Regions from separate parts of the Mus musculus genome. Here all the other regions are linked to region 3. A link is a loop called in an ENCODE intact Hi-C map of the cell type or tissue named here. Cell type or tissue: left cerebral cortex. All regions are shown on one strand. Each heading gives the region's core, and the rest is flanking DNA. Links, peaks and the distances in the headings are about the cores only. Region 1 holds the start of Galnt15 (polypeptide N-acetylgalactosaminyltransferase 15). Region 2 has its middle 8.9 kb from the start of Galnt15. Region 3 has its middle 25 kb from the start of Ankrd28.

What was found. Hi-C counts contacts between places; a loop is a spot of excess contacts. Peaks named below come from ENCODE experiments on the same cell type or tissue, not always from the same donor. Only the 100,000 strongest peaks of a DNase experiment are listed, where the experiment ranks them.
Region 1: it touches region 3 in a loop (2.0-fold over the local background); 2 of 42 quality-filtered maps call a loop at or near these places.
Region 2: a loop joins it to region 3, with 2.9 times the contacts of the local background. A loop is called at or near these places in 2 of 42 quality-filtered maps.

What each region holds. Positions count from the first base shown.
Region 1 is chr14:32,027,957-32,038,077 of GRCm38, forward strand. Galnt15 (polypeptide N-acetylgalactosaminyltransferase 15) reads left to right here and starts at 1,147. Exons shown (of 10, transcript NM_030166.3): 1 at 1,147-2,075. The coding sequence starts at 1,537. In left cerebral cortex, for the core only: a CTCF peak has its summit at 4,758 (motif pointing left); a DNase peak (open chromatin) is centred at 4,744; H3K4me3 peaks cover 500 bases; H3K27ac peaks cover 68 bases.
Region 2 is chr14:32,015,150-32,025,270 of GRCm38, forward strand. No RefSeq gene overlaps it. Among named protein-coding and RNA genes, the nearest start is that of Galnt15, 8.9 kb to the right of the region's middle. In left cerebral cortex, for the core only: no CTCF peak of the experiment used is centred there; DNase peaks (open chromatin) are centred at 1,969, 5,294 and 7,024; H3K27ac peaks cover 2,174 bases.
Region 3 is chr14:31,850,676-31,860,796 of GRCm38, forward strand. No RefSeq gene overlaps it. Among named protein-coding and RNA genes, the nearest start is that of Ankrd28, 25 kb to the left of the region's middle. In left cerebral cortex, for the core only: no CTCF peak of the experiment used is centred there; DNase peaks (open chromatin) are centred at 4,163, 5,551, 6,744 and 7,154; H3K27ac peaks cover 4,712 bases.

The DNA of each region.
Region 1 (10,121 bases), core at 1,333-9,332, 180 kb after region 3:
CATCTCTCATTGTGCCCCATTTCCCATTATGCTCCATCTCCCAGCATGCCTTACTTCTCAGTAATCCACCGCCCACCATGCTCTGCCTCCTGTCATGTCTCCTTTTGCCTCTGCTCCAACCATGCCCTCCTTATCTCCCTTCCTTTGTGCTTCCTCACCTATAGTGGCTCCATCACAGTGCGATTGGCCTGCTATGCTCTGGCCCGCTGTTCCCTATACCAGACCCACTCCTTTCAGAGCCTCGCCTTTGTTACTCCTTCTGTGACTCTCCCCATTACACAGATGCTGGTTCTTCTAGGAAACACACAGTGCCACTTCAGATTGATTTTTAACCTCCAGCCCATATTCCCCAGCTCCCATCTCTGCCTCGTCCCCGCCCCCCGCCCCCTGCCCCTCCCCCTTGGCCCTTGACATAGTCTGACCTCCAGACACTAACAGACCATCTCTCCATCTCCCTCACTGTCATGTAAGCACCCGGAGGTCCCAGTTTGACTTCATTCTCTGTTATACTCCTGGCCCAGGGAACAGTTGGGGGCATATGGCCGGCAGCTGCTCATTATGTGTGTACAAGCTAAATGGAGTTTGAAGACTGAAAGAGCTTGAAGTATGCCTGTCCTCCATCAGCCTCCAGGTGCTTCTGAGGAAGCCAGGTAGCCAGACTTACAAGGGCTCCCTCTGCTCCTCACTTTTAGAAAGGAAAGGCTAGTGGGGCCCCAGGAAGGAGCCAGGCAGATTGCCTTGGGAGATTGAAGGTGCTGACAGGCAGCTGGCTCCTGGCATCTGCGTCACCTTGGCAGCCTGTCCAAACCAGAAGGGAATTCTCCTTCCTGCTCTTCTGGGTGGGGAGAGGATGCCTCCCTATGAATGGTGCTCAAGTCTGAACTCCTGGGAGGTTGCTGTTTTGGATCGGCTCTTGGGGTGACGCTGTGTGGCTGTGCAAAGCCTGGGAACACGGGGGCATTAGGACCAGGAGCGAGACGCACACTTGGCTCCCTGTCCTATCTGGCAGAGGGTTCCTGCAGAGCTGGAGGTATGTGTGAAAGGAAACCCCGACCGTGCCTGCCGGCTTTACATCTGTTGCTCTGACCTGACTCAAGGCATCCCAAGGAGGATGTCTGTCATCTTGGCTTGACTGAATCCCCCAGCAACTCGCCCCAGACAGCTTGTAGAACCTGACCACTCATGCAGAGGGGGAAAGAACATGGGCTAATCACCAGAGCAGGATGGACAAGAGCAGGGTGAGAGAGGAGCCAACAACCGGAGACCCTTCTCAGAAGACAGCTAACACTCAGAGAGGACCCAGGAGCCCAGGCTCTGGTGGCTTTCTGATTCTAGAGGGCAGTGGGTCTTATAAATGCTACGTTAGCATATAGACGTTAGCAAACGTCTGGTGGGATAAGAGGTGCAGGTGGATGGCAAAAAGCCTTTTAGCTGGAATGAACAGCCCAGGTTCAGTTTCGAGCTTGAAGGTACCTGGATAGCAAGGAGGAAGCAAACTTGATCAGGACCTGTTGCTTCGTGGCGAGTGGCTGCGACATGCTCCCGAGGAAGCGACCCAGGAGTGGACGTTCCAGGCTTCAGTTCCTCCTACTCTTCCTGACTCTGGGATGTGTCCTGATGATGGTGATCCTGCTGCATCCTCCCCCGCCCACCCTGCACCAGGCTGTCACAGCTCAGGCCAGCAAACACAGCCCTGACACGGGGTACCGCCTGGACTTTGGAGACTCTCAGGAGTGGGTCCTGGAGGCTGAGACTGAAGGTGATGAGTACAGTCTCTTGGATGGCCTGCCATCCTTCATCTCCCTGCAGGAGGATCAACTGCTGGTGGCCGTGGCCTCACCCAGAGCTAGGAGGAGTCAGAGCCAGGGCAGGAGACAGGGCAGCTACCAGTTCATCAAACACAGGAGCAGGAGATGGGATGAGGAAGCCCTGGAAAAGGACTGGAGGACCGAAGAGGATGGGGAGGAATCAGAAGAGGTGCTGACCCCACTTGGCCCGGACTCAGATGGCCTCAACAAGCCACTCAGTGCCCGCCTGCCCCTGAGGAGAGTCCTGCCCGAGGTGCGACACCCACTGTAAGTAAGGGCCCTGCCATCTCTTCTCCAGTCTAAGCGTGTGACTCAGTGGTAGTAAAGTCCCAGGTGCCAACTCTGCAGTCTGCCTCTCCCATCCTTAGGACAGTGCTCCCTTAGGACAGTGCTCCTTAAGATGTGGGCCCTGGGGCCAGATATCAGCCTGGCTGATGAAGTGCCTGAATTGGAGATCCTCAAATCCTGTCTCAGACCTGCTCAGTCAGAAGCCCCAGAGTCACTGATGAGCTACTAACAAGTCCCGAGGGAGGGACGATCTCATTCGTTCATTCTCTTCCCAGGCCTGCCTTTAGTCCCCCTAGGTCACACAGTGAGATGGGAGCAGAAGCTTCGAGGAACCTTCCATCTCTCTCTCATGCTGACTCCAGGGCAGTCTTCACGTTGGGTTACTATTAGTGTTTACCTTTATCTGGGGTCAAAGAAGCAGATGCAAGAATTGCAAGAAATGTCTACGTACTTCTTGCCCTGTGCCTGGTTTTAATCTAAGAGCTTTCCCTGTGAGACCCATAAGGCCCTAGAAAAGTCCACTTGCACTGTACGAATGTTAGCCTCACGCCTGGTTTGTACAGTTGAAAGTAAGGCACAGAGAGGCCCTGCAGCTTGCTCACTGCAGCTAGTAAGTGTCAAAGGAGAAATTTGAATTGTGGCATTTAAGTGCCAGGGGAGCCTGTAGCGTCACTTTCTGCTCCTCTCCTTGGTCCCTACAAGAAAGGAACAGTTCCAATGCCTGAGAGTTCGTGTGTTGCACTGCCTACAACTCAGCCTGCAGGGCGCCCCACCCCAGGATTCAAGCTTCTAGATGTATGTGACATGCAGATTTGTGCCCAGGGAGACAGTAGCTCACTCTCTAGTCCCCGGTCCCTTCCCACCATGAATAGCCACAGAGACAGACAAGAGATTGCCTGCTCACATCCAGAAGCAATGTGGCTGGGTAGCTAGAGTGGCCTTGGGCCCTGCCCTAGAAGCCATGGCTCTTTCCACAGCCCATTGAGCTTTCTGGAAAGCAAACATCATCTATCCCTGGAAGCAAAATGACATGTGTGGGATAACTAGGAGCAGGGCCGGGACTCTTTGGACCCCTAACCCCTCTCAGCCTGGTCGCTGAGCCACTCACGTGCACAGGTGTGCAGATCACTGGGAGCACGAGCCAGTTTAGGTTGTGTGTCCTGCAATACTCACCTGCCCTGAGTCCCAGTTCTGCTATGCTAACTTCACACTTTGGCTATAAAAGTTCTTCCCAGGACACTCCTGCCCTGCTCTGGTTTCGGGCTGTCTTTGAACTCACAACACCTTGTAGAACAGACATGGCTCTGAGTGTGTGCATTTCTGCAGTGCCTGCTTCCCCTGCTGTGTTGAGTCTGCAGAAGGTCAGGAGCGATTGCACACTGCATGACCCAGCATCCCGCACACCCCATACAGCTGCTGGATGAAGGAACAGCTTAGCAGTTCATTCCGTGCGTGTTCTCACTGGCTGAGAGCTAGAGTGAACATCTCCATTCCATAAACAAGAAACACTGGCTCTGGCTTTGGGGATGTGTGTGTGTGTGTGTGTGTGTGTGTGTGTGTGACTGTGTTTCCAAAGCACCCTACACATGCACACATGTGCTTGTGCACCTATGACCTGTGCGTGCACTGTGTGTTGAGTGTATATTATGCTATGTACTTTAAATGGGGTGTGTGGTGGGTAGTACATGTGCATAGTAGTTTAGGGTTTGGTATCTGCAGGTTGTGTGGTATGATAAGCATAGGTGTGAGCTATATTGATATGATGGTGTGTGTGTTTTCAAGCTGTGGATGTAGACTGTACATACATACATAGTATATCTATTGTGCATTGGGGCATGTATTATGTGGAACTGTGTGTGTGTTAAGTTGTGTGTTTGTCTTGTTTTTATGTAGTGTGTATGTGTATTGTGCTGGGACAGTGTTTCATATGTATTATGGGCCTTTGTGTATATTATATGTGTTATACATATTGTATGTGCTGCATATGTGCTGCAAGTGCTCTGTGTGTAAGACACATGTGCGTGTATTATGCATTTATTATGTAGTACATGGATATGCTGTGTGTACAGTATGAACTGGGTGCATTTTGTGGCATGATTACTGGGCACAGGTGTAGATGTTACTATGTTTAGCATGCAGGAGTATAATGTGTATACATATGGTACATGTGTGTATGATGTGACATGTACTGTGCCTATGCCTATATGTATATGTTATGATACAATATTTTTTATGTTCTATGGGGCATGCATATGTGTGTTCTATAGCTTGCATGCGTGTAACATGTGTGTTGTAAATGTTTCTTGCAATGGTCATGTGCTTGTGTGCAAGTGTGTTTCATGTGTATATACTTGTGGTGCAATGTTCATGTGTGCACAGGAGTTGGTGGTACAAGTGGATACACATATACCAGGTGTGTTTGATATAAACATGCTTGGATATATACGTATACGTTGGGCAGACCGTTTCTTTGGCTGTTTCTTCCCTCCATGGTAACCAGTGCATCGCAGTTGTCTGGGACCTACCCCATTTCCACACTGAAAGGTCTCTGGCGTCAAGAAACCTCTTTGCTTCCAGTGAAGCACACACTTGGGCACTCCAATCTGGGAGTCTCAGTTACCAACTCTATGTAGAGGTAGACAGAGCCCTCTGCTGGTCACTGGCAGTGAGTGCAGTCGATACAACCAGCGCTCATACCTGCAATCTGATTCCAGGCACAACCTCTACCCTATCCAAGGTAGCAGTGTCCCCCACCCCCATCCCATTCTACTGGGTAGAAAAGCAAGAGACACCACATAGTAAGCACTGTATGTGGTGTGGAGCCCTGAGCTTTCCTGCCAGGGCTGGGAGACCTCTGCCTCTGGTGTCCCTTGTCCCACACGCCTCCAGTCTCCTCCCTGACTCCTAACCCAGGCATGTCCTCCTGACCTTCACCCAGACCCCACACCACCCTGGTTTTTGTCAGTCTCCTGGCTAGGTTTGAGGTCTCCTCAAGAATTGCAGCTGGAGATCAGTTTGCATGGAGGACATTCAATGGAGTTACTGATAATGAAAGACTGAAATATAAAAAAATACTAGAGTAAAAGAAGCCAAAAGACAGGCTCATGGTGGTACATGCCTGTGACACCAGCACTCGGTGAAGGAGGGTGCGGCAGGAGAATTGTGGGTTTAAAGACAGCCTGAGCTACACCACTAGACCCCCATCTCAGAACAAATGTCTCCAGACAGAGGCAAACTCTAGTAAACATATAATATGTGCTAGAGACTCCCCCAATAAGTGGCTTTTACCTCCTGAATCTGCTTCACAGATCTGTTCAGTGGGGTCCATTTTATGAATGAGGAAAATCAAGGTGTAGAAAGGGGAATGGGTTGGTGCCATGTGACCCAACAGCCTGTTCGATGCCAAAGTTAAGCTCTTAAACCATTATGGTAGACTCCGAGTCTGCCAATTTCTGGACCAGGCCTGGGAAAGACACCTGAATTGCAAACATTTAAAGCTTGCCGGTCTTAAAGCTGGTCACCTCCCAGCCTCTGAGAGTGCATTGGTGGATGCCTACCACAGAATCCTTAGTAGTACCAAGGAGCTGAAACTGCCCAGAGTCTCGTCCCAGAACACCAGAGGGCTAAATGCAACCTACAAAGTGCCCATCTGGCTTACACTTAATATTTGTGGTGCATCCAAGCACCCAGAAGGCTTGTTTGAAGTACAGGCTCCTGGGCACTACAGATGCTCTGAAGATGCTCTGGGAACCCTGTTCAAAGTCAACTTTCTAGGTCAGGTTAGCCAGAGCAGGGATCCTCAACCTTCAACATGCCTGTGAACATGCAGTAGTGGGTTGGTGGGCAGAGCTGGATTTCGGAGGTCTGGGCTGCAGCCTGAGAGGCTAAGTCTGCTGTCCTGGCTCTGCTTTCAGCAGCCAGGGCCTACACCAGCGGATCTCAAGTATGTGTAGGCCCAGTTCGCCTGTGTGTGAGTTCAAACACAGACATTTGGTCTTTGTGCCCCACCTCATATCTGATCCATGAGGGTGAGATGGCTTTTGCAGGCAGCCAGGCTGAGAAGCAGGGTCTAATTGCACAAGGCTGGTCTCCAGCATTGAAAGCCAGTGGAAAGAGCTTGGGAGGGGTCTCTTCTCCTGAGCTAGGAGGTAGCTGTGTTGTCGAGCAGAGAGCAGTGTCATAATTCATGGTCCATTCCGTTCCCTGAGATGCCTGGGACATGCCAGACAGTGGGTCACCTGATGACTCTCTGCTCCTCTTGTGAGTTCAACAGTCTGACCTGTGAGAGACAATGGAGCTATGACTGACAGGGCGGCAGAGGGAGAGGAAAAACAGAACTAGGAAGGGACCCAGCATCCCCATTCCCACCAAAACATTGTCAGTGAAGTTTGGATCTGGGCCTAGCCGGCCATGTCATGAGGGCAATCAGAAGACACCATGCTTCTGTCCCTTGAGGCCCATGTGGTGTGGCCATGATGGGGGACAATGTTTCCTCTGATCCCTCTCACTGCCACATGGCTGAGGCAGAAACTGCTCAGTATAACCCAAAAGTCCAAAGTGCTTAAGGGTGCCAGTGTGAGGAGGGGGCTTGCTCTGTGCTGGCCTTAGGGATCTGGGGAGAGGTCAGCCTGCATGAGATTCCCTCTCATTCCTAGGGAGGAGAACTTACACCAGTGTTAGTTACCTGGCCCCACCCAGGTGGGATCCATAGACCTATGGCATCAGCCCTGCAGACTCCAAGGCCCCACTCAGACTAGTGAGGGGTGGCAGTAATCGCTACATCAGATGTTCCCTGTGGCACTAACACTCATGTGAAAGTTGGATGCTTGGGACATAGCTCAGTGCAAGGGAATGTGCTTAGCCCATTCCATCCAAGAATCAAGCCCCAGTACTGGGCTCGGGGAATATGAGGAACTGGAGAGACGGCTCAGCAGTTAGAGCCCGCATTGCTCTTGCAAACAGCCTGAGTTTGCAATATAGCTCCCATGGCATCAAGTTCACAGTTGCTTATAAATCCAGCTCCAGAGGATTCAATGCCCTCTTCTGACCTCTGCAGGCACCTGTATGCACATGTGTATACACACAGACACACATACACAGAGACACTCACACACACACACACACACACACACACTCACACATACATACACATACACACTTTTGTTTAGAATATTGTTTCATCGGTCAATAGAAGAGCAGGCAGAGACCATACTTCTATCTCAGTTGTAGTGTTAACTCCTCACTTAATTCACAGTCTTTTCTGACGGATATTCATATGATCTGAGGTCACTCCTTTTGAAAATGCACTAAAATTATGTACGCTTGCCTGCAGCTTTTTAAAACGCCGTTGAAAGTATATTTAAATGTGCACTCTCGGAGTCTGAGTTTAAACTCGTCTAATGTTAAATGGAGGGCTGCTATGGGTCAAGTTACTGTCACAGTAAGAGCCTAGGGTAGAGAGGTATAAGCCAAGGGCACCACTGGCACTGGCCACGCACACACTCCACTTAGGGCAGACTATCCAGGCCTCTCTGTGCTCAGAGGCTGACCTGGCCCGGGAGGGAAATCTTACTTTATTGTGTTCTGTTTTGTTCCATATTTACCTGTGCTACTATTGTGTGACTAGGGCAAAGTGAGAGGTACAATTAGTCAAAGACTGCTTAGCCATACCTCAAACTTACTCAGATACTTTTTATCCTTTTGAACATACACCTAATTTCTACCTACAATTATTTTTAAAGATATCCAGTAAGTCGGCTGAAGGCACAGGGCTAAGGATCGACACCCCTGGGCATGGCAGCTGTGGGCGAGCTGCCCAACAGTGGTAGACAGGGTGGGCTATTGAGTCTTCCCCAGGAAGCCCCGAGGCACAGCTGGCGCACCAGCTCGGAGAGTTATCGCCTTAACAGGGATTTTTATAATGAGTTGTTTCTGTGGCTCGCAGCTCAGTTTTAGCTCTCCCGTTTTTCAGCTTGATTGCCTTTTCCTTTCAGATCTTTCAGCTTGTTTCCATCCACACATAGTATATAATTGAACATGGCAAAGTCTTCTCTCATAGTCTGCCGTGCAACATGACTCATTGGGGTACCATGTTCTCTCATACCGCTCTGCCCTCCATAGTAAGGGGGCTCCCCACTTCATAGGCCGATGTAGCTGTACTGCTATCCTCCAGCTATCTGAAACACTTCCATCAGTCACTAGTTTTCTGGAAACTACCTCTGCAGTGGGTGAACACCAAATGTTACATGACACATGAACAGCACTGACGCAGGCTAACCTCTGCCACCTTTTAGTGAAGACCCTGGCGCCCAGTGACCTCATCAGGACATACAATATTTTTTAATGTGTGAAAAATTAATGAGTCTCCTACCAGATCTACAGGGTTGTCTGGAACTTGCTTTCTGATTCACTCTAATAAGTGAGCATCCAGGAACATTCACAAGGTCCTCTCAGGTCTAAGAACAGAGATGCTCACCTTACTTAAGGGACTGGCCTCAGACTGGCCTCCAGTGAGGGAGGGCACGAGGGATGGGCAAGACTGGAGATCAGAGACATGTGAGGGACTCCCAACCCATCTCCAAGGCGCTGGCTTTTCTGACACCCCAAGGACAGGCATTCTGGCTCCTGCCCAACTGCTCTGCCCTCGCTTGGCCTGCAGTTACAGCTGTGGCCCAGGCGTCCACATCACTCAGGAATTTGCTTGCAGTGCAAGGTTTCAAGGCCCCATGCAGACATTCTCAGTGTGACTGTGCATCCAACAAGATTCCATTGTCAGTGATGCTCACTAGCATCAGAGAGCTCTGCGCTAACCTCCTGGGGTGTCCTGCTTTATCTGTGGCCTTCTCATGGTGGCTGATGATCTCTGAACTTCTGAAGAACAAACTCTTCAGGCAAACATTCTGGATCCAGTCAGGGTTCAGAACCATGACTCCATTTGGTACCCATCTGTGATCCAGGGTCAGAGGTAAGAAGGGATTTATCTCATGAAGCCCCAAAGAGAGGGTGTTACTGCCCTGAGAATGTGTGCCCTGGTAGAAGATGGCAGGTGACAATGGTGTAGGTAGTGGTGGTGCAGGTGACAATGGTGCAGTTGTCAGTGGCGACTTCCTCTGATGACTCTGCCCTTCCTATGTACCTGTGTCACCTGCAAGTATTTGGTCCATTGTACTAAGGGTTCTCTCCAGCCATGTTCTGGCCTTGTGTGGAAGTTGCTGTTCCCAGCTATTGCCTACAGGCAAGGTAGAAAATTAGATTTCTCATCATGATGGAAGTTGGTATTGACTCCTGTCAGTTAGTGCTGTGTGCTCCTTGAGTGCACAGCCATCCTGGGTGCTCCTCCAGTACACAGCCAGCCTGGGTAGTTCTCCAGTACACAGCCAGCCTGGGTAGTTCTCCAGTACACAGCCAGCCTGGGTATTCTTTGAGACTAAGAGCAGAATCTTCATTCTTTGAACAAACCCTTTTTTCCATATTTGTTTGTTTGTTTAATTTTAAGTGTGTTTTGCCTATGTGTATGCATGTGTACCATATATGTGCCTGATACATGCCCAAGGAGGTCAGAAGAGGGCATCAGAGCCTCTGGAACTGAGGTTAAGAACGGTTGTGAACTGTTTGTGGGTGCTGAGAACCAAACCTGGGTCCTCTCCATTAGCAGTAAGTGTTCTTAACCACAGAGACATCTCTTCAGCCCCCTGAAAAGATCTTATTTAACGAAGATGAGCAAGACCAGCCCTAGCCCCACCCCCTAAAGAGTTCTAGGTCCACTGGGGTACACTGACAAGCAGCTGCAGGGCAAGAGATAAGATATGGAAGGCCACCTAGGGGCGGGGGGGACTCCCACTGGTGTAGTGGGAGCAGTAATGACAACACAGCTTTAGGAAACTGCTAGAACACTTTCTACCCTGGCCAGGGGACATGGGAGGGAGAGGCTAGTGCTCCAGCCAGGCCAACTGGTACAATGCGGTGACTCAGCCTCTTCAGAACACCATGCAAATGCATCTGCCAAGTTCCCGGGGGTGGGGGGCA
Region 2 (10,121 bases), core at 819-8,818, 160 kb after region 3:
GCTGGTCCTGGCCTCTCTTGGCATCACTTTCCTTTCCCGGAAGCTGATGTTTTTCTGTTTGTTCATCTTCTAAGCACAAGTATTTACAAACAGATCTTACTGCTGCTTCTAAAAGCATGCCTTTCCTCTGAATCCTGGTTTCAATGAGTCATACTCTGTTTTGTATGTTGGTGCCTTGGCAGTTGTACAAGGTCATACATTGCTCATGGGTCATGTTTTTACATCTCTTTATACTCTGGCTGCTAACATAGTGTGCAGCATTGAAAATAAATGGCTTTTGGCAATCTGGAACCAACCCCAAATGATCATCAGGAAAAGAATGGGTAAACAAAGTATGGTTTGCACACCAAAATAGTTCTCAGTTTTGAAAAAGAATGAACCTTGTGACATTGTATCCATGCAACAGCATGGATGAATCTCAAAAACAATTCCACTGAATGAAACATGGGAAGAGAAACCCCACCTGACATGCAAGAGTACAGACTGCATGCTGCCGTTGCCATGAGGCTTTAGCGCTACTAGTAAGAATCCATGTGCTGGAGGCCCGTTGTGGACTGTTCACTCCCAACCCCCAGTGGAACTCAAACCCGCAGCTTCTGAAGGAGCGACCAAAGGAACAGATGTCAGAAGGATGGCTTCTTGATTCAATGGGACTACTGGCCTTATTCAAAGGAACGCTGGGAAACTCACACCTTTCCTCTTCACGGACATGATGGTGATTCTCTATCACCTCCTGGACTCTCTGAGACTCTGGGCCTCTGCACATGCCTATGAGGAAGTATCTTGATTAGGTTAGTAGGGATAGGAAGGCGTGTCCACTGTGGGAGGCATTAGTCCCTGGGCTTAGAGAAAGCAATGTGAACAGCATCCGTCATTCCTCTCCCTCTGCTTCTTGACGATAGCTATAGCGTGGCCCTCTGCTCCATGTTCCTGTCCCCGTGCCTTCCCTGCCACAGGAGACTGACTGTATCCTGGAACTAATGAGCCAAAATAAACACTTCTTTCCCTGAGTCATTTTTGTCAGGTATTTTATCACAGCAACAGAGTCACCAAGACAAAAAGCCATGTGAGGCTGGAGAGAAGAGGGCCATCTGCAAGATACAGAGACTGGTCTTGAGAGAACTGAGCTGTCCAGAACTTTGACCTTCGAATTTTAGCTGCTGGAACTGTGGTATTTTGTTTTGAAAGTGTGAATAAACTAACAGAAGGTCAGAATAATAGTGTCTTGGTCAGTCTGGGCAGCTGGAACACAAATGCAGTGGACTGGAAGACTAACTATGGGCATATCTGTGACAGCTCTCCACCATGCTTGTCAATGAAAGCCCTCTTGTTGGAAGGGGTGTGCTCTTGGCCCTTTCCTCTTCTTGTAAGAACATGAGTCACATTTTGGAGATCCACCTTCATGACCTTTTAAACTTGACCTTGCTCTCAAGGGCCCATCCTTCAGACACTGTACAGTTGAAGACCGGGGCTTTAATACACAAGTACTAGGGGAAAATCAGTAAGTAGCAAGTGGCTGTGTAGGCACAGTAGGCGAGGTGTTGACTGCCCAGACAGGGAACCTGCACAGTGATAGAAATCTGCACCTTTGAAGGATGGTTGATGGCTGAAGGGGTTTTTTGCAATGCACGAAAACCACACTGAGTGGTATGTTTGAGATGTGTGCATTTCACACACATATAAATTGCACCTCAATAAAGAATAGAAATAGAAGCCTACTGGATAATGAGCACCACCACCCCCTTTCTCTATCAGTTTGGGAAGATTTATCAAGTGCAGCACAGGCTCTGGCACCATAGCAGTGGGGGAGGGCAGGCTAGGGAGCAGCAGAGCCCACTTCCTGGGTCTTTGGGAGACGTTTCAGCTCCAAAAACAGTTTTTGGAAATTCTTAGATCACAGCCACACAGAGCCAGATTGTGCCAAGTGCTAACAGCTCGTTAGGAAAATCAGGCACCGGGGAAACCGTATTAACTCCTTCGTGTTTCCATGGAGACAGCTGCAGCCCGGGGCTTTTGAGAACCAGCCAGTGCCTAGATCTGCTCAGCTGCTGGCCAACTCCATAGGGAGAAACAAGAAGGAGCCGGGAAAGCCAGGGCAGACCATCTTAATGAGGCTTTAAACTGTGAATTGGACTTACACACAGGCTGTACTCAAGCAAACCAGGCAGAAGACGACTTATCCTGTCCTTCAGCACCGACTCCCCTGGGTGGTGCCTCACTTAAGGGGTGTTGGCACCTTGAGACAACAAGGACCTTCTCAGGCTGTCCATATTCCATTTTTCTCAGGACTTTGCTAACACTAATGAGATGCTGTTAGACCGCACAGAACCTTTGTGACTGGAGACCAACAAGGGATGGGGGAATATGCCCTTTCCTTTGGGAACATCAAACTGTTTGAAACACACACACAGTGACAAAGACTTTACAACCTATTTTCATGAATCACTGCATGTGGCATGTAATATGTGGCACATATGTCCTTTACCCACGCTCCCTCCTCTGTGCCTTAGCAGACATTATTAATAGATCATAGCACTAATCATCACTGAGCCCAGTGCTGGGCTGGGCTGATCCAATTGGTAGTAACTCTTGAGAGCCAATGGGGTTTTGTTTTATGATTTGGGGGGGAGGGGCTTTTGTTTGTTTGGTTTGTTAACCAGTTGTTAAATACACTGATTAAAAATTTATTTGTGGGCTGGAGAGATGGCTCAGTGGTTAAGAGCACTGACTGCTCTCCCAAAGATCCTGAGTTCAAATCCCAGCAACCACATGGTGGCTCACAACCATCCATAATGAGATTCAACTCCCTCTTCTGGAGTGTGTGAAGACAGCTATAGTGTACTTACATATAATAAGTAAATAAAATCTTTTTAAAAAATTATTTGTGAGGTTATACTTAAATAAATGATAACCAAAATACAATGGCAACCCCAAATTCTCTATTCTTTTTTATTTTACACTTACCTATCATCCTGAGGTTAATTACTGTTATATAACTGAAAGTCTACAAACTGGCGGGTGCACATCTTTTCCCGATGCTGTGTTCAGTTATTAGTGGCCCGAACTAAACAACAACGCCTGCGTGGCAGTATTTAATTCATAGACATGGAAAAGTGTTCCAACTGAATGCATTTACATCCATATACTTTGTTCCCCACTGTGAGCCAGGTAGATACTCACCAACACAAGCTGCTTCACACAACCAGGAGAATGTCCACCAACCAAGCAAGTCCCTGCTGCCTGGGATAGAGGCCCAAATACAACACAAGTGTGATTTAAATTGTATTTTTTTCAAGCTTGATTCCATTGATTTCTTTGTGAGTTTCCCATCATGCACACTAGTTCCACTCATCTTCCTATCTCTTCATAGCTACCCTCCGCTCCAACCCACCCCCCAAAAGAAAATAAAAAAGCAAAAATAAATGAACAAACAAGCAAAACAAATCAAAGCATAGAAAACACATCACTGCAGAAGCCATAGCGTGTCACACAGTGTACCCTTCTGCCTACACATCTTCTCTTGCAAATGTGTATTGTAGTGAGCCATTGGTCTGGTTCAAGGCCTCTGGTTTCTGCTACACTACTAATACTGGATCCTCACCGGGACTCCTCTCAGATATCCTGGTGTTGCCTGGTGTCATGGAGGTCCTGCTGCTTTGGTTCAGCAGGGCTGGCCCTTTCACACACTCCAGCAGTTCACAGAATGAAGTAGATGCTGAGGTTGTCCAACCCAAAACCTGGGCCTGGGTGGGAGCTGAACTGGTCAGCCTGATGGCTCTCTCATACTGGCCTCACCAGGGTGAGCTCTCCAGCACTTCCCCAGCTGACCCACCCAATGCTGCAGCCAGAATCGGGCAGGGTCACTCTCCTGCCCCCATGCCCTCAGGGCTAACTCACTCCTCCACCAGAGCCAGCTCCATTGTGCTGTCCAGTCCAGGGAAGGGGCTCACTCTTCCAAGTGCTGCAGCCAGTGAGGGACTGGGCCAGCTCTCCTGCCCTCACACCCTTGATGCTGGCTCACCCATGCCCATTGCCATCGGGGGCAATTCCACTGTGTTGCCCAGGCGAGCTGCTGGTCCTCCAACTACAGCAGGTGGCAAGGGGCGAGGAGAGGAGGGCATCACCATCCACCCATGCCAGCTCATAGCACATGAGTGGCGGGACCAGCGGGACCAGCTCACACCCTCAGGGCAGGCTCACCCACGCTCCCAGCACCAGGGCCAGCTCTACTGTGCTGCCCAGGAGAGGTGCAACAACCAGTGAGGTGCAGGACGAGTTCTGCACAGCCCTTGGGTATCTACATGGTCCCAGGCAGCTGCCCAGATCAGGGACGTCCAGATGATCTTTAGTGGTGATATGAACCACAGACATTGATGCAGACCCCTGCTGCTCCATGGCCATAGACCTTGATATGGCCCTCAGTGGGCAGCGTGAGCTGAAACTTCAACATGGTCTCAGGTAGTAGGGCCAGCTACTCACAACACACTGTTCTGTAATAATATTCCAAGCAATGGCCGCGGCATCCGTGCTGAAAGTGCTGTGGGGTGGCAGCAATTCCTCTTGTGGATAAAAGATTATAACTTGTCTAGGACCACACAGTGTTTGCACTGAGGGCCAGACCTCAGTGTTGCCAAGCAAACCAGAATCAGTTGCAGAAAGTTCACATCTAAAATCCTGTGTCAATGTCTCCAGAGTTCCTCCAGGTGCCCGTGTGTCTCCAACCCATTCCATGTGTTCAAGATGTTTCCATAACACCTCTGTGTGTCAGCCCTCGGGGTGCACAATTATCTGTACACAAACTGGTACTCTCAGAGGTGAACAGAGTTCTCCGCACAGCCCAAGTTTGTGTCCTCTATAGTCAGAGGACCCCTCTGTCCTGGCTGCCTTGCTCCTGGTTATCAGCAAACCTCTGTCATCAGCGTTGTCTTCCACTTGTACACTCTATCAAGAACCAAGGAAAAAATACTTTCCTTTTCCATCTGAAAAGCTCTTTCAAACGCTTTCAAAGAAACCGCATTTTAAGGCTTTCTTTAGAGACAGCCTGACTTTGCAAAGGGGAACACACTGCAAATGACATACCAGGAGATGGCCCAGTCCACCATCCACGGAATGGTTGCTCTGCCTTGCTGAACCTAAAATTTCCCACCCATCCCCACCAGCCCCACACCAAGCATTTAGAGAGAGTACTGTGTGATGCTCACATACAGCAGGTGGGATGGTGAGAAAAGAGAGGAATGGTCTCCTCTCCACTCCCGGGGTGGTGCTAAGTTTTGAGTACTCACAAATTCATCTCCCCATCAGCTTGGATTTTATGATGTCTGTGATGGTTTGAGCATGCTTGGTCCATGGGAAGTGGCACTATTAGGAGGTGTGGCCTTGTTGGAGGACGTGCATCACTGTGGGGGTGGGCTTTGAGGTTCTATGCTCAAGCTCCACTCAGCACGGAAGGGAGTCTCTCCTGACTCAGTGTGGGAAGACAGGTCTACTTCTGGCTGCCTTCAAATGAAGATGTAGAACTCTCAGCTCCTTCTCCTGCACCATGCCTGCCTGGATGCTACCATGCTTCCCACCATTATGATAATGGACTGAACCTCAGAACCTATAAGCCAGCCCCAATGAAATGTTTTCCTTTCTAAGAGCTGCCTTGGTCATGGTGTCTCTTCACAGCAATGGAAACCCTAAGACACCATCAATGCTCTTATACCTCTCTGCCTCAAATGGCAGCTGACAGCTGAAGAGCTCAGGCCCAGCCAGGGACGGTTCCAACAAGTCATGAGCTGAAGGCATAAGACTGGTTGTTTGGTGTCCAGGATTCTAGTATGGCTGGCTGGCTGGCTGGCTGGAGTTCTCTACACACACACACACACACACACACACACACACACACACACACAAACACACCCTGCTGACTCCCTCTCTCTCTCTCATCTAGCCTGCAGAAGCAGGGAGACAGAGACTTTCCAAGGCAATGGTAAACACTGAGCGCACAACCCCAAGCGGCCCAGCCCTCCACAGCCCAGCCAAGAAAACAGTCCTGGTGGGTCAGAAACCCTGAGGCCACACTGGGTCAAGGAATCAGGTTGGTAGGTATAAGCAGGCAGGTACCACAGGATGGAAGAGCCATTAAGAGTGGCTCCTTAAGACTGAAGAAGCTCACATACAACCAGCTTGCTCTCTAACCTGGGTTTGTCTCTCTAGCACCTGATACAGTAACTAGCCCATAACCAACAAATTACCCAGCTGCCTTCCCCCAGAGCTGAGTACTGTAGCATCACAAGGAGGGGGTGGTTTTAAAGAAATCAACTAGTCTTTAGTCCTCGCCCCCCCCCCAACCCCTTGCATCTGCTCTGGTTTCTCTGCACACCTATAGACTCTGGAAGTTCCCGGGTCTGGGGTACTCACTCCCTATGCCATCATGATGGTCAAAATTGATTGTATGTGTGATAGGACCTAGAATCACCTAGAAGACAGAGCTCTGGGCTTATCTGTGAAGAAGCTTCTAGACTGAGCAGGGCACACGGTTCCATGGGGGAGGGTCTCAGACAGATTAAAAGGAGAAACTGGGCCAAGCATCAAATGTCTCTCTCGCTTCCTGATCCTGGATTCAAGTTCAAGGCAAGTCTGTGCCAGGAATCCTGGCCTCCAGAACCCCACTGCAAAGGGCTAGGGGGCTAGGTGGTTCTTATATAGGCAAGCCCAATCTGTCACACTGGCCAGGATGGTCATAAACCCCACTGCACAAAGCTGCACTGGGAATGACAGGGAACTTTGGACTTTTAACCAACAGGTTCCACCACACTGGTTTTCGGATGAATCAAAACACAGATACGCATGCACCCTAGTAGCAAGAGAGGTCTGCCAGCCTTTGAGGTAAAATACGGGAGACCCTCAGAAGCGGGTGGGCAGAGGGGATGACAGCCACTGTAGCTCCCACGTGTCGCTGATCTGCTGATGCACCGCAGAGCAGGAAGCAGTGGCTGGCTGGGCCACGAATGCTCTATCTTCCTGGCTGTTCCTCCAGCAGTCTTCTCCCACAGGCGTGGGCCTGTGTGTAGCTCCATGGCCACATGCCTGAGCTTCTCCAGGATGTCTGTTCCAACTGTCAGAAGCAACAGGAGTTCACATGAACTTAGTCTACCTTCATGGGGCTCTGCTTTGGTAGATCCGACTGCTTGCAGGTATCTCCACTGTGCATCCCTCTGTCCTTCCCAAGAGTCCACCCTGCAGCTGGAAGACCCGGGGTGGGGGCAGCTTTATTCTCAACCGGTGGGCGGGCTGGTTGTTTCAAGAATCCTTTCCCTAGGAAGACATAAAGATCCTCTATCCCCTCCTCATAAGGTCCCAATGACAAATGTACCACAGGAGTCCACAGTTGTTCACCCTGGGGAACCAATGAGTTTATTAGGCTTACTTAATGGATAGGAGATGCTAGCAGCAGGTGGGAGGTGCTAGCAGCAGGGGGAGGTACTAGCAGCAGGGGAGGAGGTGTTAACAGCAGGGGGGAGGTGCTAGCAGCAGGGAGGAGGTGCTGGCAGCAGGGGGGAGGTGCTGGCAGCAGGGGGGAGGTGCTGGCAGCAGGGGGGAGGTGCTGGCAGCAGAGGGGGAGGTGCTGGCAGCAGGGGGAGGTGCTAGCAGCAGGGGGGAGGTGCTGGCAGCAGGGGGGAAGTGCTAGCAGTCTTGTAACTGACCCTAAAGCAACTACAGTTTAAAGATTTCACCCAGTGTCAATGATGGCTTCCCCATAATCGCATAGGTGGAGCCCCTCCTCCTTAGCCTTCCCTAGCTTATATGGTCTAGCACCTCCTAACCCCAGAAGTCACATGCAATCATGCCAGAGTTGCATATAAATGCTTGGGAGGATGGGCTGAAATCTCGGGTGAAGATCAAAGACCCTCCACACCCTTCTTCTCTGTGGGAACTGTCAACAGTCAGCAAAACTAACCAAGATAGATTCTTGCAGAAGGCACAGTCCCGATAAAAATGACAACTGTTCAAAAAAAAAAAAAAATGACAGCTGTTTGCTCGAAAGACCACATTCTTCAACACCGATGGTGAATGTTAGCGGCTACCAGATGGACAACCTGCTAGGCTTGGCCAATGTCTCACAAGAAGGAAGACACCAAGAACATACTAGAGACTTCCATGAGTCATGAAGAACAATGATTCTTGGATATCTCATAATCCTCGAGGGATGTGGGGATGATCTGGCTGTGGCCTCTGTCACCCCATTGAGCATCATTGTCAATCCAGCTGATCTGGCTGGCTAGGCAGGATGTCACCTTCACCTCTCAAGGTTTTACCATCATTGTCTTTGTCATCATCATTATCACCACCACCATCATCACTAGCTGACATTCTGTGTATGAGAGGGCACACAAGAGGGAAGAGGAGTGAGATTAGGAGGAGGAGGGTGGAGAGTGGGGCGGGCCCAAAAGAAAGTATCTGCTTCCAACAGTTGCCAAGACAAAGCTCCACAGCTTGGGAGCTTAAATAGATGTTGTCCCCCAGTGGTGACACCCAAAGTCTGAGAAGGGCCTGACGGGGTCTACTGCATGTCACCCCAGCCTCTGGGGCCAGGAGAGCCATGTGGCACTCTTGGTTACAGATGGATGCCTCACTTCAGTCTTATCCTTTACCATACACGGTTTCTCCCCGTGCCGTGTCTCTTCCCCAACTGTCCCCTCTGTAAGGACACCTCATATTGAATTAGAAACTCCTGACAGCATTTTATCCGACCATCCAGAGCATGTGTTTCCTGTGAAGGTCCCATCACAGATCTGGAGGACATATTATCTAAGAGGACAAGGCCCAAGCCTTCTTGGGAAAAAAAGAGAAGAGAAGACAGATGATGGAGGGAAGGGGCAGGGACCACGTTCCAGGCCCTAGTGGCCCAGAGAGCTCAGGCAGGGCAACGCTGAGGTGCTGGGCCATGAGGAACCCCAGCGAGTCTGCTGTTTCTGGGGTCAGGGGAACAGATGGATAGACAGATTTTTGTTGTGTATTTGTGAATCCAGGCCTTCGTTAGTTTTAATTATGGCTGACAGGGAAAAAGAGATCCTTTCTACCTCCAGGGGACCACTAAAAGGAAGACTCTGGCTATAAGACAACCAAAGCCAAGACCAGGACTATGGACTGAAGGCACACTGCTGGTGTCTGGAGACGAAAAAGAGAGCCAGGCCAGGAGAAGGTGTGTGAGGGCAACAGAGTGATGTCCTATGAGCCCTATGTCAGGGGCACGGAGAGCATAGACGGTAGCATGTTGGAGCCTGGGATTCAGAAAGTTTCCCACTCCCTCTAATCTAGAAGTGGTGCTAAGAAGCTTAGACCATGGAGCCCCTTTAACATTGTATGAAGCCTTGTCAGGGCCCTCAGGAACCCATTAAATCAATGTTCCAGAGGCTTAGAGGTTAGTGACTTAGCTCCTCAGCAGTGGCAGACACACCAACACCATCTACTGAAGCCCTGAGCACCCACAGCAGTGTGGAGCGGTCGGAGCATTTTCTGAGTTTACTGTCTATTTTGGAGAATCTAGAAATCCAGCCTTAAAATGTCATCCCGTGATTATGGGCTGTATGAAATCCATACCAGGCTGATCCCAACCCCAGAATGGGAGAAGATGTTGAGACATTCACCCAGATTGTAAGGGCTGTATAGCTGACTCCACATTCCCTATGGAGCAATGTTTCCATATAGAAGTAGGTTTGGTCACTAAAAATAAAAATAGCCAGAAACTAGCCACCCACTGTCTTTGATGAGCATACGACTCATACAGCTGGGTGAGAACATCCAAAGATCTGAATGTTTAACTCGTCAGGTGTTAAGAGGAGCTATATTCCCAAAGAGAGCAGGGAAGAGGCCAGAGAACGGTGTGCATGAGCAGAGGGGCTCTGGGATGTAGAAAAGAAGGAAGCTCTGGTGTCCAAAGTGCATGAGACACAGAGGTGAAATGGGCTGCATGAGTGGATTTCTGAGGGAATAGACCGCTTAGCATTTTGGCCAAGGAAGCAGATAAAGCCCTGGACTGGGAAGGTTAATTTAGAGTTTGAAGTGAGCAAGGTAGGAGAGGATTAGACAAACGAAAGCTCTGTACAGATAATGGTGACACTACCCTCTCAGCCTTC
Region 3 (10,121 bases), core at 1,090-9,089:
TGTAGTTCACAGTCACGACTTGTGTTTTATTCCTATTAATACCAGTCAGTAAGGCATTTTATATGAAGGGTAAACAGGAGAAAATTGTGGGTTATGTTCTCTTCCAGGTTTGGTTTTTTTTTTTTTTAAATTTTGTTTTTTGAGACAGACTTTCTTTGTGTGGTTCTGGCTGCCCTAGAGTTCACTCCGTAGACTAGGCTGGCCTGGAACTCACAGAGATCCACCTGCCTCTGCCTCCCATATGCTAGGATTAAAGGCATGTGATACCTCTGCCTGACTCACTTCCAGTTCTTAAGAAGGCTATGGGTATCCAGAAACACAAACCACCACTTCTTATTTCAATGTCGTTTGGTTTGTACTGTGAAGGGAGCCCAATAATGAAAGACATTAAAAGCACCCAGAAGACCGATTTGTTAGATCTGTGCCCCCACAAAACAGTTTCCAATTCTAGAAGAATAGATGTTTCTATTGGGAGGGAATATACTGGTGGGTAAAATCTAGAATGTATCAAAATCTGTACCAGTGAGAACATCTCCCATTCTCTGTTTTTATGATTTCATATTTATTTGATCAGGACATTTTTTTTCCCCTCGGTGATCACAGACAAAGCAAATGTCCTCATCGGCTGTGCTCCAAGAGGCTAAGTAGCCACAAGGCCTGGAGGCACACTGCAGAAGGAGAGATGCCTGACTCTAAAAACGGCTTTGTCATTATGCCACAGGCTTTCTGATTAATATTTATTTTTACCGTGTGTGTGTGTGTGTGTGTGTGTGTGTGTGTGTGTGTGTACTCGTGCACATTTATCTGTGTTGGTGGGTGTGCCTGTGTGAAAATGCACATGAGAGTCAGGAGAAAACTTCACGTGTTCTTCAGGCATTGTAAACATTGTTTTAAAGACAGTGTCTCTCATGGCCTAGAACTTGCCACATAGGTCAGCATAGCCAACCAGTAAACACTAACATCTGCTTATCTTTGCCTCTCTAGTGCTAGGATTACAAGAGTATACAACCACATCTGACTTTATCTGACTTTTTTTTTACACAAACACACACACGCGCACACACACACACACACGCACGCGCACACACACACACACACACACACACGCACACGCACACACACACACACACACACACGCACACACACACACATACGCGCACACACGCACACGCACACACACACACGCCTGTGCATGTGCATGCAAGTCCCCAGGGAGGCTCAAGAGGGCATTGAGTTACAGGTAGTTATGAACTTTGGGATATGGGTGTTAGGAAACAAACCCAGGTCCCCTGTGAGAGCAACAAGTGCTCATAACTGCTGAACCACCTCTGCAGCCCCCTCGTTTGACTTTTTCAAGTGGGTTCTGGGCCCTCAGGCTTGTATGGCAAATGCTTCTTTACAAACTGAATTATTCCTCTAAACCTGGCTTTCTGGTTTGTTTGTTTGTTTGTTTGTTTGTTTTTAAGGTTTTAATTTTCTATATATGCACTGTGTGTTTGTGTGAGTGTATGCCATGAGTGGGCAGGTGCTCACTGAGGCCAGAAAATGGGCTCAGATCCCCTGGAGCTGGAGCGAGAGTTGGCCATGAGCCACCCACTATGAATTGTGGGACTCTTCCTTTGGAAGAACGGCAAGTGCTCTTAACTGCTGAACCATCTCTCCAGCCCAAGACTTATAAATCACTACCTTCTGAAGTTTGTTAGCACAAATCCATCCCCAAGAGTCAGGATACCTTTAATAAGCTGTCAAACTTGCTATCTGACTATAGAAGTCCAGGAGTGGCCAGGCACAGATGTTTGCTCTCTGCTCCTTTAACTGCATCAGGCATCAACCTCAATTCCGGTGCTTTTCTTTGTGAATCTAGACACAGCCTGAAGTCCTTTTTAACAGGATACTCTAGGAAGCCACTGTCACATGATCTGTGAGACAGTACAGTTTTGCTGGCCTGTACAATAGTGACCTAACAAAACCAACTGCCTTAATGTGCCGCCTCAGAAAAACCGTGGCATCGCTCCCTTTTTAAATTTTTCTCAGAAGGGAAAAATAGGGTTGACTACCGATCCAGAAAGTTTGTGGTACACAATGGGGGCCTCTGGGAAGTGGGGGAGGGGGTGGGGGGCTGGCATTTTAGAAAGTTAAGACTCATTAAGATGAAAGAACTCACAGGACATATTTTCTTACTTTTCCAGAAACAAGATGAAAGATTTCTCTAAAGGCTTAGGCTTTTTATATGACAATATATGACTTAGAGGTCACCACGATGTTTTCATATATGATAGTAATGATGGCTTTTTTTTTTTTGTTTTTTGTTTTTGTTTTTGTTTTTTGAGACAGGGTTTCTCTGTGTAGCCCTGGCTGTTCTGGAACTCACTCTGTAGACCAGGCTGGCCTCGAACTCAGAAATCCACCTGCCTCTGCCTTCCGAGTGCTGGGATTAAAGCCGTGTGCCACCATGCCCGGCTGTAATGATGGCTCTTATACCTTGATTATTCAATCATAAATAACAGGCGTGGCTCACAAACAGTGGCTGGAATGAAGTTTTCTTTTTCTTTGTAAAAGGGACTCCACGATCTGGGAGGATCACTCATTAGGTAAAGCCCTTTGCCCTACAAGCCTAGTGACCTGGATTTCATCCTGGAACCCACACAAAAAGCTAGATGCAGTGGTGTGTACCTGTAATCTCAGCATCCCTACAGATAGCTGGGAGACAGGAAGATCACCCGAAGCCGACCAGCTGGGTGGACATAAACAGCAAGGCTTAAACACAGAGACTCCCCCTCCTCAAAAAGGCTGAGAGAACTGACTCCCAAAAGTTCTTCTCTGGTCTCCACATGTGTGCCCTGGCAGCCATGTGCCCACCCACAGTCATATACATCTTATACACACATGCACACATACACAGAACAGAAAATAATAATACTAAAAATTTAAAAACCCTGCAGAGGAAGGTAAACCTTGAGTTCATGGTGATACCAAGGCTGCTAAGAATGAAGAATGTAAGTCTCTTCTATCGTTTGGCCATTTTTACTGCATAGTTATGTTGCTTTATGGACTAAGGTGACTATGAAAACACAATCCTACCAGGGAGGAAAAAGGAAGGACAAACAGATGTGTTCAGTTCTCTGTCTTCTGTTTAAGCAGTTAGAGTAAGCAGAATACCGGCTTCCCTAGAGCTGTCCACTCTGATCTCACTGTTGTTCATCCTGTATGTCACTTCGCCGGGCATAAAGGACATCCCAACATTGACTTAAGTTAGAGATGCAGAGGTGGGGAGACAGTCTCACATTGTCTGGATGGGTCCAATCACAAAGTGTTGGGAGTGAACTCAAGCTTAGAAAGGGTCTGATGATGTGTCAAAGCACGGGAAGTGCTCTGAAGGTAAGCACCGATCGAGCTACTCCTGGTGAGACTTTTTAAACAAGGAAATAAGAATATTTTATCAATGCTTCTAGTGTTCTCAGTCTAAATTATTAAATATCAGCCTTGCTTTAAAAATTATCCCTGTGTATTCATGATGCAGAAAAAAGGTTTTGATATTTTACTATCCTTTTTGAGCCAGAGTCATGATATGTAGCCCAGAGCTAGTCTTTCATTTATAATCGTCCTGTTTTAGCCATCTTGGGCACTGGGATTACAGGCGTGCACCACCTACTAATTATTAAGATTGCTTTGCACCAGCTCAGTTCGCATTGCCATTTTGGTGATTATGTGTTACCATGCAAAATGAAAGCTGTCTGGTTGTTGGCAAGACAAGATGAAATTCAAAATAGCAGGACTATCCCAACACTTAAGCGCTAGGAGTGTAAAGTATAACTAGGGTTCAAAGACATGATAAAAGTTACAGTATTATAGACATGTCTGCAATACAAAGCAATAACTCACAAAGCTCTGTCAGTGCTGGGGGCTGCACTTGAGATTTTCTGGGTATTCATTTGCCTGGAGAATAGCACAGGTAGGGTTGCTATATGATATTTCTCTGGGAAGTATGGCAGCCGACAGCAGACTGTCTCAAATCTTCCCCTGCCTGAGACATAAGTCCGTGTCAGTTATAAAGCTGCTGGGTACAGATACCTCAGGACTCTGCCTCCTCTTTCTGGGCATTTCTCCTGGCTCTGCCTTCCATTTGCATACTGGCTCTATTTCAGGCTGGCAGGAAATCATGACAGCTGTCCCGGGCATCAAATGCAGACAAGAGCTGCTTTTCTAGAGCCTCCTCAAGACTAAGAAGAAGCCCTCCAGCACACCACCCCTCACCTCTTATTGGCTAGAACTGCATCCCCCAAACACCATAGATAGATGGCATCAAGGGATCAGAATAGAACACTCTCAAGTCGCCCTGTGCATTCTGGGTGTAAAGGGTTTAACATAGACTCAGCCTTGGCTGCTGGGAGAGAGGGGTGTGGGAGAACAGAGCTGAGAAACTCAACCTCAGCAGACCTCAGGATGAAAGACTTAGGTGTACATATCCTTAAGTCTGTTCCAGGAAGTTGCTAGAAACCCTGCATCTGCCCATATAGCTACAACTGTTCCCTGAGGAAGTGTTTTTCCAATTTCTGTATTTGCCTCAGTTGCTCTCATGAGCATAGACCTGGAAAAGGACAGGGATGGTGACTCTAGGAAGGAAGGTCATGATACCACACCGGCAGCAGGCATTCTAGAACATCCATTCTTGACACAGCTCTAGCCAGGGAACAGCCCACTGGGATTGCCTTAGGCCTATTTAGGCTTATCCTAGGACCCAGGTGTGTGTATAGGGGTGGGGACTGACACCCATCCACTGCCCTCCCAAATTAGGGCATAACAAGCAAGGAACTTAAAAAACCAAAACCAAAAAAGCAAAGCAAAATAATCAACAATACTTCCTTCCTGCTGTGTCAAACTGTAATTATAATTTTCACTGCAAGTAAGCATATTTGTTACCAAAGTAGCTAGTTATGTACTTTTAAAAGTATGCTGACTAACACTCATCTGTTATATACATGCCTGTTTTTACCCACACAAAGTACAGTGTCCTGAAAGAAAGAAAAAAAGTTCCAGGTTAAACTGTAAGATTGCCATCAGCTGACTGGTAATGTAGAATGTTACTCATGTTACTGTGCTTGGTAAAAAGTTAATGTCCCGCCCCCCCCCCCATTAGCTCTTCTCCAAACAGCAGGCCAGATTTACTGCTCTGCTGTAGCAATGTAGGTTGTACCAGCGCAGTCGCTGCACATTGTAGAATTAATGAACTTATTTGCATGGCTGGTGTTTACAGGCTCAGCCATCTCCTCTCTGCTGCTGCTGGCTGTCAAGTGTACATCCCATTTTATTCTATTCTGGTTTCTCAGAGACCACAGGACCAATTTCCCCTTGGGAAAAGAGAAACCTGTTTCTGAACCTGTTTAGAAGCCTGGAAGCCGGAAGAAAGACCCGGGTGTTAGGATGCTGATTTCTGATACACTCTGGAGAGGAAAACCTTTCTACCAGAGACTCCGGGCTAGGTTGGGGGAGGCTCTCAGGAAGGCTCTGGATGTGAGGTGCTTGCTTAGCTTCTGTTCCAGAGAGGCCCCACAGCTCAGTGTTCCTCCCACTTGCCTCCTCAAATACTCGAGTGTCATATATATTTATAACTGTGCAGTAAAAAAGTGAACTTCACTAGCAGAGATAACTGTCATAATCCAATCCGTTGTACTCTAAGGCACACCTAGGAACTAGAGGCACTGGGATTATGTGTGTTGGGTCAAATCATATATAAGAGGGGCTGGAGAGATTGCTCAGTAGGTAAACTGCCTCTCTCGTCAGGCATGAGGACCATGACGTGTGAAAGCCATGTGGAGCAGTGCATTCCAGTAAACACAGTACTGAGGAGTCAGACAGACACAGGACAATTTCTGGTGTCTGCTTGGCAGCCAGTCTAGCTGGCTGCTCAGGGTTCAGTGACACAACTAGCTCATGGAGATTGATTGAGGAAGACACTTGATGTGGATGGCTAGCCTCCTTTTCCACATGTACACAGCTCATGGGCACCTACATATGCACAGGTACGTACACACACAAACTCACATAATCATATGGGGATGGAGGGGAGACAAAACACTAATTAGGGACAGTCAACGGAGAAGTGAGGCTAGCATTGTCTGTGCACAAAGGGGAGTTGGGGATATGGAGGAAGTGTTACGGTGAGGCTTGTGGGATTCTTCTAGGGGGTGTTAGGTCAAAAAGCAGGATTTCCATTGTGCATTTTTGTTTATGCCCATCCTAGTAGCTGCCCTCAATAAATGTTAGAGTCAAGGAGTAAATGAAATATTGATCTTGGCAATACACAATAGCACTTGAATTGGCCTTTATGTGTGTGCATCTTTCCCCTGCCTTCCTAAACGTTATCCTACATCAGTGGTGCCTCAGTACCCACTAGAAGAGCCCCACGTGAAATCACTTTAGCCTGTGAGGCCCCAAGTCAGTGCTTCTCAACTGGGGCTGCACAAAAGAGTCACTTAAGGGGATGGTGGAAAAATCTCAAGGCTCAGGCTTCGCTGCCTCAATCTAGTTAAAACCAGAAGCAAAGGCCCGGGCATCGGAATGCCGTGGTCGTGATCCATTACTCTAAGTGAGCATGGAAACAGCCTGGGGCAGATGGGAGGCCAAGAAGAAATCCTTCTGCACAAACCAGTGCCAAGGCTGCCATCACTAAGGTTCAAAGTACAGAGAAGTGAGAAAGAATTCAGATGAGACTGAGGAATGTGTTTTTGTGAGCATCTGGAATTTGAGTGCCGGTGGGTGTGTCTTGGGAATACAGAACACTCTAGACCATAATATGCTGCCACCTTGTGAAAAGAGATGAAGAGCCATTGAAAAGCGCAGGTTTGCCCTGGCTAGTGACCCCTTCCCAGACTTCTGGCTTCAGGGACACCTGAGCCCCAGGACCCTCTTGTACTTCACTCCACAGCTGAGTTGTCTTTGGTGACCTTGGACCATACTGTGGGCGCGGGGTGGGGGACAGGGAGAGCAGAGGTGGGGAGTTAGAGGTAGGTAGGTGTTGTTTTGGTTTTTAGCTGCTTTTGGTATGGTGGGGGGAGGAGAGATGCTGAGCTGGAGCAGGGAGAGATGTGACTCAGGGGAAATTCTAAGATGCTACAAGCTGCAGCAAGTGTGTGTCAGTGGGAGGCAGGCGAGAAAGGCAAACAGAGAGCTGAAAGCTGAGCCAGGAACCTGCCTAGCTGATAATCAAAACCTGACTATAAATAACAAATGGAAGGACCAGCCTGTTTAACGAAGTTATTTTCTAAAGCAGTATATAGGCAAAATGAGTGTTTCCCTGGAACAAATCCTCAAGCCCTTCCAAAAATCAGGAACACCTGCTTGGCAGAGACGCATTACCTTTTCCAGATAACTGAAAGCTATCCTTGTAAGTGCCCCAAACACCCGGCATTTCAGTTAGCCTCTGGGAATCTTCCTGAAATGAGCACATTGCCAGCCGTTGGCTTTTAGTGATTCAGGTTTGCAGTAGCAGAACCTGGGTCACCTTCTGTTGTCCCCTTCACACATTCTCAGCTGAGTCTCCTGTCCAAGGCAGGGGACCCGGCTTCCTAGTCCTCAGAGTATCTTATTTTGCTTGGCTACAAAATGCTGAGCCCTAGACTCTGTACAGGTTTGTGTCCCGCTTTGAGTCCTTTTACAATCTCAAATTGGTGAGGATAGATATAATTACTGTAAGTCTGGAAAATAACAAGTGCATGTATTACTATTTTTTTTTAGTGTTCTTAAATTGCACTTTGATTTTTGAATATTTTCAAAAGGATCCTTAAAATCATTTATAGTCTGTGACTCCCGAATACACTCAGAGAAACAGCTCAGGAAATGAATCTAAAATAGTCTGTACCTACTTGAATTTCATTTCTCAAAATATTTTGTAGACAACCCTCTCTAAATTTGGTGCCCTACACATTACTATATTGACCCATCCAGGGTGGCACAATGAATCTAAACATGGAAGCAAACCATTGCTGGAGCAGTTGGCTTTCTGGGGTGTCTACCATTCACTGTGAACATAGAAATAAGACCTGAACATAGTGGCAAATTCTGCACAAAACCATGTACCTAGCTTAGTAGTGACTCTCCACCTCTTCCCCAGCCTGATGGCTCACAAGTGAGAGTGAAATCAAGCCTAATGACAGGTCACATGTCCACCCTTGGTTCATGACTGAGCTAGTGAAGAGAGCAGGGCTTCTATCAAGAGCTGTGACAAGGACAGAGGGAGCTGCCAGATCACCCTCAGTATCAGAGACATGACTGTGAAGAGGGCCTGGAAGCCTCACAAGGGAGAGTTTTGAGGGCATCGCTGTTATAATCCAGAGTAACAAGTAAGGCTCCCACGGTGACCTTGTGTCATTAAGAGAAATCTGTGTGTTTCTCCAATTGGTTTATCTCCCCAGTGCAAGAGAGTCTGTGTGCAATTCATGTTAGAAGGCTTTATTTACATCAAGGAATGGTTAGATAAAGACATTTCCTTTAGAAAAACAACAACAATAACTCTGTGTGTGTGCATGCATGTGTACATACATGTGTGTGCATGCATGTGTACATACATGTGTGTGCATGCATGTGTACATACATGCACTTGATAAAGCTGTAGGTCATCAACAGGTGTCTGTCCTTGATTGCACCTCGCCATTTTTTTTTTTTTTTTGAGACAAAGTCCATCACTAACTGGATATGAGCTCCTTTGTTCAGTTAGGTTGGCTGGTTGATATATTCTAGCTTGCTCTCTGTTGCTGTGACAAATGCCATGACCAAAAACAACTTGGGGAGGAAAGGGTTTATTTACTTCATCTTACAGGTTACAGCCCATCATCGAGGGACATCAGAGAAGAAACTCAAGCAGGGGAGGACCTTGCAACAGAAACATGGAGGAAAGCTACTTACTCTGTGTGTGTGTGTATGTGTGTGTGTGTGTGTGTGTGAGAGAGAGAGAGAGAGAGAGAGAGAGAGAGATCTGTGGAGGCCAAAAGAGGACTTTGGATCCCCTGGAGTTGGAGTTTCATGTGGCTTTGTACCAGCTGATTTGGGCTGCTGAAATAACTGTCTGTCCAGTACAATAGCTCACTTTCTCATATAGCCCAGACCCACCTTGCCTAAGAGGCAGGAGATCAACACCCACTGTGAGGAGTGGGTGTGGCAGCAGTCCCAAGATGGCGCCCGGGTCTGCAGCCAAGTCTCATGACTTGCACCTGACTTCCTCATATACACCTGAAAATAAGCCACATCCATCGGGAGAACTGCGCAGGTGCACCATGATGCAAGATCGGACCATATGACGAGTGATGATTCTGGCCAAAGGACTGCTGATGAGGCGTGGTTGAGGGGTTATATAAGGGATTGTGATTGGGGGCGGGGGGGGGGGTAGAGATTTCCTAGAGAGATTCCTGGAGAGAGATTCCTGCTTAGAGAGATTCCTGCATGCATGTTGAAAGGTTCCTGAATAAACTGCTTTGAGAAGAACATAGTGTCGTCGCTCTTTTCTGCTGGTCAGAGACAGAAGTGACAAATGGTGGCCTGTACCGGGACATTCAGAACTCATCGCAGTCAAGGCAGCTAGCTGGTAAGTTCCCAGGTAAGTGGGACAAGTTAAGTTCTCAGATTGAGACAATAAGGTTCCCGGTTTTGGGACAAGTTGCACCAAGCACCATGGGAAATTCAACCTCAGGTCAAACAGTGCACCAAGCCCTTAAGGACTTGCTGAAAGTGAAAGGAATTGGGCTGAAAAAGGAGACCCTGGAGAACTTTTTAAAAAGCAGTGGATCAGGTTGCTCCTTGGTTCTCCGTATTAGGACATCTTACAGGGCCCAGTTGGGAGAAGTTAGGGAAGGACTTGAAGTTTGCAGAAGAACAGGGAGTTCTCGATAAAGGGGTGCTGCCAGTGTGGAAGCTAGTACGGAATTGTATCAAGGATAAGGAAAGATATGGAGCGGAACTCCAAAAGGGCAATGAGGCACTGAATCAGGTGAGAGAGGAGCAATCCCAAAAGTCAGAGGCAGAAGGAAGTTCTATCAATGGGGATATGTCTGAGGACGATCTGGAGAGCATAGCCGACAGTCTAGAGAAAGTGAAAATGAAGGTAGAACCTTCGGCGCCAGGGCCACCGT